2 separate regions of the Homo sapiens genome follow, and region 2 is linked to region 1. Evidence: read pairs that join two places in POLR2A ChIA-PET (ENCODE). Cell type or tissue: Panc1. All regions are shown on one strand.

What was found. Peaks named below come from ENCODE experiments on the same cell type or tissue, not always from the same donor. Only the 100,000 strongest peaks of a DNase experiment are listed, where the experiment ranks them.
Region 2: POLR2A ChIA-PET joins it to region 1 with 8 read pairs; 8 of 35 experiments call an interaction of 5 or more read pairs at or near these places.

The regions. Positions count from the first base shown.
Region 1 is chr1:31,930,865-31,935,864 of GRCh38, forward strand. All of the region lies in intron 1 of PTP4A2 (protein tyrosine phosphatase 4A2), which reads right to left. Among named protein-coding and RNA genes, the nearest start is that of PTP4A2, 5.0 kb to the right of the region's middle. RefSeq lists an enhancer at 1,988-2,047. In Panc1, no CTCF peak of the experiment used is centred here; no DNase peak of the experiment used is centred here; H3K4me3 peaks cover 4,049 bases; H3K27ac peaks cover 5,000 bases.
Region 2 is chr1:31,750,971-31,755,970 of GRCh38, forward strand. All of the region lies in intron 4 of ADGRB2 (adhesion G protein-coupled receptor B2), which reads right to left. Among named protein-coding and RNA genes, the nearest start is that of MIR4254, 5.3 kb to the right of the region's middle. RefSeq lists enhancers at 103-182, 2,208-2,822, 2,823-3,436, 3,803-4,409. In Panc1, no CTCF peak of the experiment used is centred here; no DNase peak of the experiment used is centred here.

The DNA of each region.
Region 1 (5,000 bases):
TATTAACGTGAAATAAAAATGGTGAAATAACTCTATAATGCCATGTCAAGAAGTTATTCTTTACTCACTAGCTCAGCTCAACATGGATTCACCTTCCTTTTCTTCCCAATTAAAGAATGCAAAATTCAATCTTTCTCGTCCTCTTCCTCCAAATGTTTACTGAGATAAGGGACAATATGTCACCTCCCAATTATACCAAAATGCAGCACAGCCAATCTTCAAACAAGCATTTGCAGAGACGTGTGCACATCATACAAACACTATCCAGGATCAAGCTCCTAGAAGAATCAACGTGGGTGAAAAATGCTTGATTGGTATTAAGTTTTCATATTACCACCACAAATTTTAAAGATACAAAGTAAGCGTGAGAAGAATGGAGTAGGATTAAGACTTCTGAAGAAAGGTAAAACTTTTATAATAGAAAACTGGTAGAAACAGTGAAGGAACCATGGTAGTGTGACTTGAGAAAGGTGCTTAGTCTTTGGTTAGATAACTCTGGAGAAGCCTTGACCGGGCTGAGAATTTCAGACCAATTCAAATGCAATAAAAGCTCTTAGGAATTTCAAAGCAGAGTAGTGGTAAGAGAGCAACTCTTTGCTCACTGAGAAAAAGAGCAAATATTGCCATATTTATGGGCCTCCCCTGATCTACTGAGCAAGCAGCTCCGTAATTACCAAAAAGCTTAACAAAAATTTTCTTTCAACTTACTAAATCATAGTCAACAGATAACGAGTTTAACTAAATTCTACCTGTTGATGACCTCCAAATGAAGATCCAATCTAAGAAAACAATTGAGAATATAGCCTGTGACTTATATTTAAAGTACTTTTCACCCAGAAAGACCCAATTTGCATAATTTAAACTAATCACCAAAGGAAACTTGTTTGTAACCACACATGTGGAATGAAAATAATGTCACTAGAATCTATTGTTTCTCCATCATATCCTTCTCTATTTGCTGACAAATCCTGCTGGTGACTCATATCCTTCTGCACTAACCAGTCACTCCATCCCCTAATGAAAGGCTTTTCACCAATAATGGAAAATACAATACACAACAATTTGTTCTGCTACTAAAAACAACAAATATCAACATTTGTATATAAATCCAATTTACAAATACTGTGGTGATACAACCTAGTGAATGTTTCCTGTAAAACGGTGGGGAAAATAAAAAGTTGGTCAAATTTAAACAAAAACTAAAGGACAACTGGAAGAAAACAGACCTGATTGTGAATTTGAATTCCTGTCAAACAATACATTAGTTAACAGCCAACATATCTGGCCACTGCAGAAATAAAAATATAAAGTAATTTATCTGATCTGCTAAAACAAATATATCATGTGTACATTTTATGCCAAAAGAATTAATGTCTTGAGAAGACTAAAAGTTCAAATAAAAAATACTATGAGAGGAATTAAATGCACCACTTCTCTAAAGGTAAAGACTGTTCTAAATGTTCAAAATATTTTTTCAAACCAGGCTCAACTAGCAAAGAAAGGGTCACAAAAAAGCCTAATCTTAAAATTCTCAAGAATTTAAAAAGCCAACATTGTGTAAGGTAAATTTATATTCAAATGATGAAATTTAGTTTAGGCCACTTAAAATGAAGTGGATGCTGTGTTAACATAACCTGTGGGCAAGAAAATCAGTATAGGCAAACAAAAACCGTCTACATTCAAGTCACATAAAAAATATCTGTATAATCTGTCAACTCCTCACAGTCATTTTTCTGGGAAAGATTTCTGTGTCCTGTAAATCTACACTGACTGAACAAACAGTGCAGGAAACGAGTCATTCTCTCACCTAAGTCCTGGTAACTCCACAATGGGGAACTGTGGAAAGCAGACAGCTAGTATTGCTGTGCAGCTTCTTTCATGGAGGTGCTAGGGTAGTGACAGTTTCTGGTTGAGCCTAGACCTCTACCACTCCAAAGAGCAAAAAGATTTTCACACAATATGCACTTCAGCTCTACACTAAGCAACCTAAAAGGCTTCAAGTGCCAAGACAGTGGCCAGGGAGTCAAGGGAGCCCATAGAATGAGGTTCAGCCAATAAAACAAAGGATAATGAGAGAAAGCTAACTGACACCTCTATACGTAGTTAATAGTTCAAAAGATGAAAATGGTGAAAAGATTTTTTCTTTTTTTTTTTTGAGACAGGGTCTCCCTCTGTCTCCCAGGCTAGACTGCAGTGGCATAGTCTCGGCTCACTTCAGCCTTGACCTCCCAGGCTCCAGTGATCCTTCCACTTCAGCCTCCTGAGTAGCTGGAACTACAGGTTCATACCACTATGCCTGGCTAGTTTTTGTATTTTTTGTAGAGATGTTGTCTCTATGTTGCCCAGGCTGGTCTCGAACTCCTGGCCTCAAGTGATCCTCCCGTGTCTGCCTCCCAGAATGAGCCACTGTGCCTAGCCAAGACTTTTCTAATATTTCACAGATTAAGAGACTCAAATCACCATCTCCCAAAGTAATTATAACTGGTGGTATCCACTGTTCAACAGAGATTTAAGTACTTTAAGCCCCTAAAAGGAAAAAAAAAATTATTCACTGCTATCTATTTATTGATAATCTTTAACTTAGATTCTAAAACCTGGGATTTAATAATCAAATCCCAGTACTTTGGGAGGCTGAGGCCAGCAACTCAACGCCTGAGCTCAGGGGTTCGGGACCAGCCTGGGCAACATAGCGAAACCCTGTCTCTACTAAAAATACAAAAATTAGCTGGGCGTGGTGGCGCACGCCTATAATACCAGCTGAGGCAGGACAATCGCTTAAACCTAGGAGGTGGAGGCTGCAGTGAGCTGAGGTTGCACCACTGCACTCCAGCCTGGGCAACAGAGTAAGACTCTGTCTGGAAGAAAACAAAATAAAACAAAACCCAACAACAATCAATCTATAAATAAATTTCCTTATCTGTAAAGCTAAAAGAATACTACTTACAGGATTATTGAGTTTCAAATGAGACAATACATGATTTGGCGTAAGAAAGGAATGTGGAAACCTAAACCCTGAAAGGGTAATATTGAACTTTACCAGTACCCCAAGATCTCTACCATCACCCTATTCGATAAACATAACTAAGTCCACCATGTTAAAACTATGGATCCTGGGCCGCGCGGTGGCTCATGCCTGTAATCCCTGCACTTTGGGAGGCCGAGGCAGGTAGATCACCTGAAGTCAGGAGTTCAAGACCAGCCTGGCCAACATTATGAAACCTCATCTCCACTAAAAACACAAAAAATTAGCTGGGCGTGGTGGCGTGTGCCGGTAATCCAGCTACTCAGGAGGCTGAGGCAGGAGAATCGCTTGAACCCAGGAGGCGCAGGCTGCAGTGAGCCAAGATTGCACCACTGCACTCCAGCCTGGGCAACAAGGGCAAAACTCCGTCTTAAAAAAAACCAAAACAAACAAAAAAGACTATGGATCCTGATTCTTAAGCAAAATTTTAAAGATCCCATCTTCTATTCAACAAATATAGTTGATGGAATAGCACCCAAATAAATCAACCAAACTTAGTTTCACAAAAACTTAAGCTTCATTCTTCCAAGACCAAGAGCAACAGCTAAAAATGTATGCACCTGCTCCTCTCCATCTTATTTGTAAATACATTCGTTTTCTAGGCTTCAGTGGTTACCAACCCCCACATTACAACAAAAAGGAAAAAGTATAGTCAAATCCTGTAAAATAAATCCCTACTAAATTTCAACTTTGTGTCTGAAAATTGTAAAGTGTTCCTTAATTACTGCATAAGGAAATACTACCTTTATAGGACAAAATGAATAAAAAGTTAATTCTAAAGAAAAATAAATCCAATTTACCTTGTTTGAAACTTTTTTCAAGTCAACTATATATGGGGCTCTCATACTGTTTTTTAAAGCTATACACAAAAGTATTCAAACATTTACTCTTCCTAGTGCTACAAAGTTCAATGATGTTGTAAATGGTTTCTGCCTATAAATTTGGTTCGTTCAAATTAAATTTTACTTGACTGACTCACAGAGGGAGTGGCCTGACTTTTGCTGTTCTGAGTCAGAAAATACCCCGTTCAGCAGTTCAAAACTATTTTTCATCTATAAAGGTGTTCTAAAATGCCAGCCTTTTCCAGCTACAAAATCTGTTGCCTTAGTAGAAAGATCTTAGTGGTAATAATACTTTGAATCTGTAGTTCAATTTATAATTAACAAAGTGCTTTCACGTGTATTTTCTCACTTCTTCTGATTTAAGTGTCCCACACAGCTCAACAGAGAAACTTTGATACAGTGGTAAGTTCTAGTTCACTCTTGGCCCCAATAAATATACTCTCCTCTTTTTCCAAAAAATAAAAAACATAAGACGCTGCTGCATTTCTTTAATCAGACTTCCCTCACGCAGACATATCCCAGGTGCCTCATAAAAACTGTCTCAAAGCACACACCCCGGGGCCCCAAGAGAGTTTCAAGGCATAATCTCCTCCCACATAAAAGCCTAGCTTAGGCCCCAAAGAGCCTCCAGTCAGCATCTCCTAAATGATCCCCTTGCCTCCAGCCTTCTCCATTAGTTTCAACAGCTCTCCTAAGTACTAGCTGCTAGGCCATCACGTTGATGAGAAACCTCAATATAAGAGGAGCTACTGAGAGAGTAGTATGACGTATTGGAAAAATCAAGGGCTTTAGAGTCAAAGACCTGGATTTTTAATCCAGCACTAATTATTATCTGTATGACCTGGGACAAGTTACTTAACCTTTTGAGTTTCTGTATCTCTTCTTCTCACCACTGTAAATCCATGGGAGCTCATCGCTGTATCCCTAGTGCCTGGCAAATAGAAGTGATTCAAAATAAGCTAAATGGATGCAAATGAAGATACCACCTTTCTTGTAGTTGTGAGAATTAAATGAATATAAAAAGCACCTGTAGCACAGGAGGAAATTAATACTAATCAATTCCTTCCCTCACTGAATAGTAACAATACTATTTACTATTTCTTTCTTCTTATTTTTTTTGAGAGAGGGTCTCACTG
Region 2 (5,000 bases), 180 kb before region 1:
GGCCAGAAGCTCCTCGAGAGCAGGGATCGTGTCTGACTCAGCCTGCTTCCCCCAAGACGCCCAGTTTCTTGCTGCCATAAAGCCCTTGGCCAAGAGGATGAGGCCCCAGTGTCCTGGGATGGCAGTCAAAGCCCTGGCCCCGTCTCCCTCCACCAGGGCTACCATCCAGCAGCTCCAGTCTCTTTATAGCTCCTACCCCCGGCGTGGTTCACACCTCCACGCCCTTGCACAGGCTGTTTCCTCTACCTCGAAAGCCCTTCCTCCTGAGAGCTTCCCCAAAGCATGGGGCGGAAGATGACTTGGGGCGGCTCACAAATGTGCCATTAAATGACACTGGATCCTGGACTGAGGATGTCAGGCTCTCCCAGGTCTCTTCATCAGTTTGTATGGGATAGTCTGGTTTGTGCCTGTTGTCCTGATGTAATTGATGGTACCCACCTCTTCCCTTTCATAACCTCAGATGTGTCACAGTTTAGATGATAAATTACATGGTCACTTTAATCCTTCCAACTGCATGAGAGATAAAGCCTGTGCAGTTCCAGACTTTAACACATCCCCAATGTGTGCTAATTCCTCTCTCTAACAAATGGAGAGGTAGGAAAAGCATCTAGCTAGAAGTTAATAACGGCGCTTTGTTTTCACTGTGGTTGTTTCTTTGGTTATCTTCTATTTCAGATAAATGATACTCTTTCCATTTAGGATATGAAACTTATTTTTAATATATTAAATTTTAAAAATGATACAATTGAAAGAGAAATTTCACAGGCTAGTGAATTCCTATTCACTCCTTAAAACTCAACTCCAAATCACCTTCTTTAGAGCACCTTCCTCCCCTTTGTGGTTTAATCCCTTACTCTTCCTCTTCCTTTGACATCTGGCAGGGTCACAGTCGTACCTATTACACTAAATTATGATGACCCAGCTACTACTTTGTTAGGCATCTACCATGTGCCAGGCACTGGGCACTTACTCTCATCCTCTCACTGAACCCTCCCCACAGCTCTGTGGAATAGCTCTCACTACCCCCGCTTTACAGGTGATGAAGTGGGAGTGAAGGAACTTATCAACAGTCACTCAGCTAGTCAGTGGTAAGGTCCAAAACTGAACCCGGACTGGGCGACTTCAGTCTGTGGCCTTGACCACCACTGTCCTAGTTAGTGCTCTCCCTCCCCCACCGGTGGGCAGACAGTGTGCCTAGCTCACCTCCTACTCATTCAGAGCCAGCCCTAGGCCTGGCACAAACTCTACTCTGATAAAGACATGAAGATGTGTGTGAGGGATTGGCTGGAACTCAGTCCCTGCTGAGATGTCTGGGGATGTCTGGGCCCCGCTCCCCACCCTATGGTAGAGCACACAGAGCCCCACCAGCACAGATCTGGGCTGGAAGGACCTTCCAGGAAATACCACCACCGTGTGTGCTGGGTCTCCCCGCCCCCACCCTGCCTCCTCACTGCCTGGGCCCCCAACAGGCAGGGAAGGCCCCCACTTCCTGCTGCCAGACCAGGATGGCCGAGAGAGCAGCAGGGTCTGAGCGCTGGGAGGGAAACGCCAATCTTAGGACAGGGCTGGGCAAATCAGAGGCAGCTTCCTAGAGGGGACAGGGCTTGAGCAGTGCTTAGAAGGATGCAGGAGTTCTGGATAACCAAGGGCAAACACCATTCGAGGAGCCTCAGTTGAAAGGGTGGGGGAGAATTCGAAAGAAGGCTCAAAAGCAGGTGGTAGCTAGGTCCCGGGTGGGGCTTGGACACCAGGCTGAGGAGTTTCAGTAGCACTGGGGATTTGCTGGGGGCTCGATCAGGGGGTGACACACAGATAACTGGGGGTTCTGAGGCCCCAAGATGGGCAGCACCTTGTCCAAGTCACAGAGCAGCAGTGGCAGGTGGGGTTTTGAGCCCACTCTTGCCTCCCAGGAGACCCCAGGTTCACCTGGTGGCCACACCTCAAGGATGGAGCCTGATGATGGGGAGGGTGAGCCTGCAGCAAGCAGCCAGGGGCAGGCCAGTGCCCACAGGGGAGGTAGGGATTGTGGCCAAGGAGAGAGGCGTGCATGAGGCGGGGTTCTTTCTCCCAAGTATCACTGGGCACAGCCATTCCCACTGCCCAGTGCCTCCTCAGGATTAGAGGGTCAGTGGGCAGGAACTGCAGGCTGGCACTGGCCATCAGGAGCTGAGCCCTGCAGCTGGCACTAACTCTGCGGCCCGCCTTCCAGCCCTGACCTCAGCCAGCCTCCGTGCCAGTCCTCCACCAAGCTCCTTCCTGCCTGCCTTTCTTTTCTTCCTTTTCCCCCACTTAACAGATTGCGGCAGCAAGATGGCACAAATTTATGGCTCAACTCACCAAAAATAACAAGAGATCTATCAAAGGCAGTTTGCGTGAAATTAACAGGCGCCTGTACCCTCTTGTCAAACTCACTCGGCTCTGAGGCGTCCCAGGCACTCCGCCAGTCACTGCCCACCAGCCCCCAGCCCAGTGCTCTTCCGGTACCAGCCCAAGCCCACCCTGCTAGGCCTCACTGTGGATCTTCCTCGGGGGTGTCCCAGAGAAGATGAACACAGCTTCCCTGCCCTGGTGCCTGGGAGAGGGGCCAGGACAAGGGTCTCACCCTTCCTGCTCACTACCATCCCCACGAATCTTGCTCTCAGTCTGGCAGCTGCAGGTGCCAGTCCATTCTCCTGCAGCCCAGTGGGGAGGAGACAAGGGGAGGAATGGAGGGGGCCAAAGGCTCGGCAAAGGTGGTGCTGCCACAAGGCACAGACGGTGCCACGGACCCTCAGACATGCCCTGACATGTGGAACAAACAGTCATGTGCCCGCTATGTCTCACACCAGAAAGGTTGGGCAGGAGGGAGGGGATGGCAGAATAGAAGAGCTTCCTGCCTGCCAAGGGAGGGGAAGGGGCTGTGCCAGCCCAGCTCTGGGCACCAGTGTGCCATGTGAGCCCACTTATGACAGCTGATGCCACATCATCCCATGCCAACTCCCTACAGGGGCCCTCCCTAAAAAGCAACCCCAAGGAAACATGCCAAGTAGGACAAGGGGCAAGAGCAGAGGTCAGGCTTGGGAACAGCTGGGAGCCCCAGCTCAGGGCTCCCTGCTCAGAGAGACACCTGGCCTCATGCCCAGGAATAATCAGGCATCCAGTCTCCACCCATCTCTAGCCCCAGAGGCCTCTGCAGAGGCTCTGATGATGGTGCCTTTCCCATCACCGGCCCTCTCTGATCCCCAAAGACACCCCAGCTACCAACCAACTCCTGCTTCCGGCTTCAACCAAGCCCAGCTGGCTGCTCCTGGCTCTGTGCTCCACATGGCAGCCCGCCCAGATGGTGCCCGCCCATGAGGGCAGAGCCTTGCTCCGTCCACTGCAGATCACTGGACCGATGGACCGCAGGGAAAGCCAGACAAAAGAACCCGCCTGCAGCTGAGCACGATGGGGGAGACCCCCACAGAGTGACAGGCAGTGGTGGCCATGCAGGAAGAGCCATAAGCCTCCTGATATACGCCTGGCGTTCTCCGCCGATGTTCAACAAAGAAGCAAAATTCAATTTCTTCCTACAGGCACTAAATCCCAGGCCAGCCTCCAGGGCCTGTAACCTACCCGCGGCCCGGCTGTCACTCGGACGGCTTCATTGACCGCCGTTAGAGGCCAAGCTAGCCTGGGAGAGAGGCCACAGCAAAGCCACCGGGCACTTGCCGTGGATGGGCACGATGTCAGATGTCTCATTGGAGAAGCCAAGAAGGCCCCCATCGAAAGTACTGGGTTAGGCTACTTTCAAGATAACTACCCCCTCTAATTAATTCAGGGATACCTCCCCATTCTACAAAGAAACCACTGCCCACCAAAAATAAAGGGATCAACTCAAGGTAACAGTCAAAGGTAGAGGCCAACTCCAGGGCTCTAGCCAGCAGAGCAGGGCTGGGGACAGGCCGCTCTCCTCCAGCACTCCTAGCAGCCCTCACATGATACCCTGTCTCCTTGTAAACACTCTCCCAGTGAAATCCAGATGCCCTTTCCATCCTCTATCCCTGCATCCTTGATCCTCATGAGGATAAGCCAGCACCTGTATCCCAAATGGGGAAACTGAGGCCCAGAGAGAGGAGAGGCCTCCCTGTCGGTACCAGAGCTGCAGACCAGACCCCAGACCTGCCTCCTTCCCATCCCCATGTCATCAGTCCCTGTTCCCTCCAGGTCTCCTGGTCAGTCCCCGGCCCAGCACTGTTCAGCGGGCACACAGGATCCAGCTGAGGCCCTCAGGGCCTTGAAGCTGCAGGAAGCAGGGTCTGTAGAAGGCAGCCGTGGCTGAGGGAGCTGGGGTGGGAGCGGGAGCAGGCAGGACTCAAGGGCTCGCAGAGCTTTTGCCCAGTCAGCAGGAAGCTCTAGCAGCTGGCGGCCTCGGTCCCAGAAGACATGGGTCCTGAGGGGGAAGACGGGACACTGGGAGCTGAGCCAGCCCAGCCCTCCAAGGCAGCCTGGAAGCTCAGGCCTCTTCACCCAGGGACACTCTTCCTTGCCTCTCTCTGCCCTGACCCCGGGGCAACTGCCAAAACTCACTGACCTGTGTGGACAGGAATGCATCCCTGCTCCCTGCCTACTCCAGCCTCCAGGCAAACTTGTCAACTTGCAGCGCCAGGGCCTGCCACGATCATTCCCAGCCTTGGGCCTTTGTGCACCCTTCTTGCTCTGCCTAGAATGCCCTCATCTCACTTCTGCTTGTCCTTCAGGTCTCTGTTCCTGTATTACTTCCTTCAGGGAGCCTCCCCTGGCTGCCCAGTTAGGAGGTCCCTCCCTGGGTTTATATATCACCCTGCATTATCTGATCTGTGCCCCCATTCATCTAGCCAGTCTGCAAACTCTTCAAGAGTGAGGTCTCACTGCCATGCATTTTGGTGACCGCAACATTTGGACAAGGCTCAGCAGAGGGGTGACATCAGTGAACAGCTACATGCATGGCCGAGGATCTGCCAGGATGGACACCAGGGACACTGTCAGCCCCTGCAGACCCC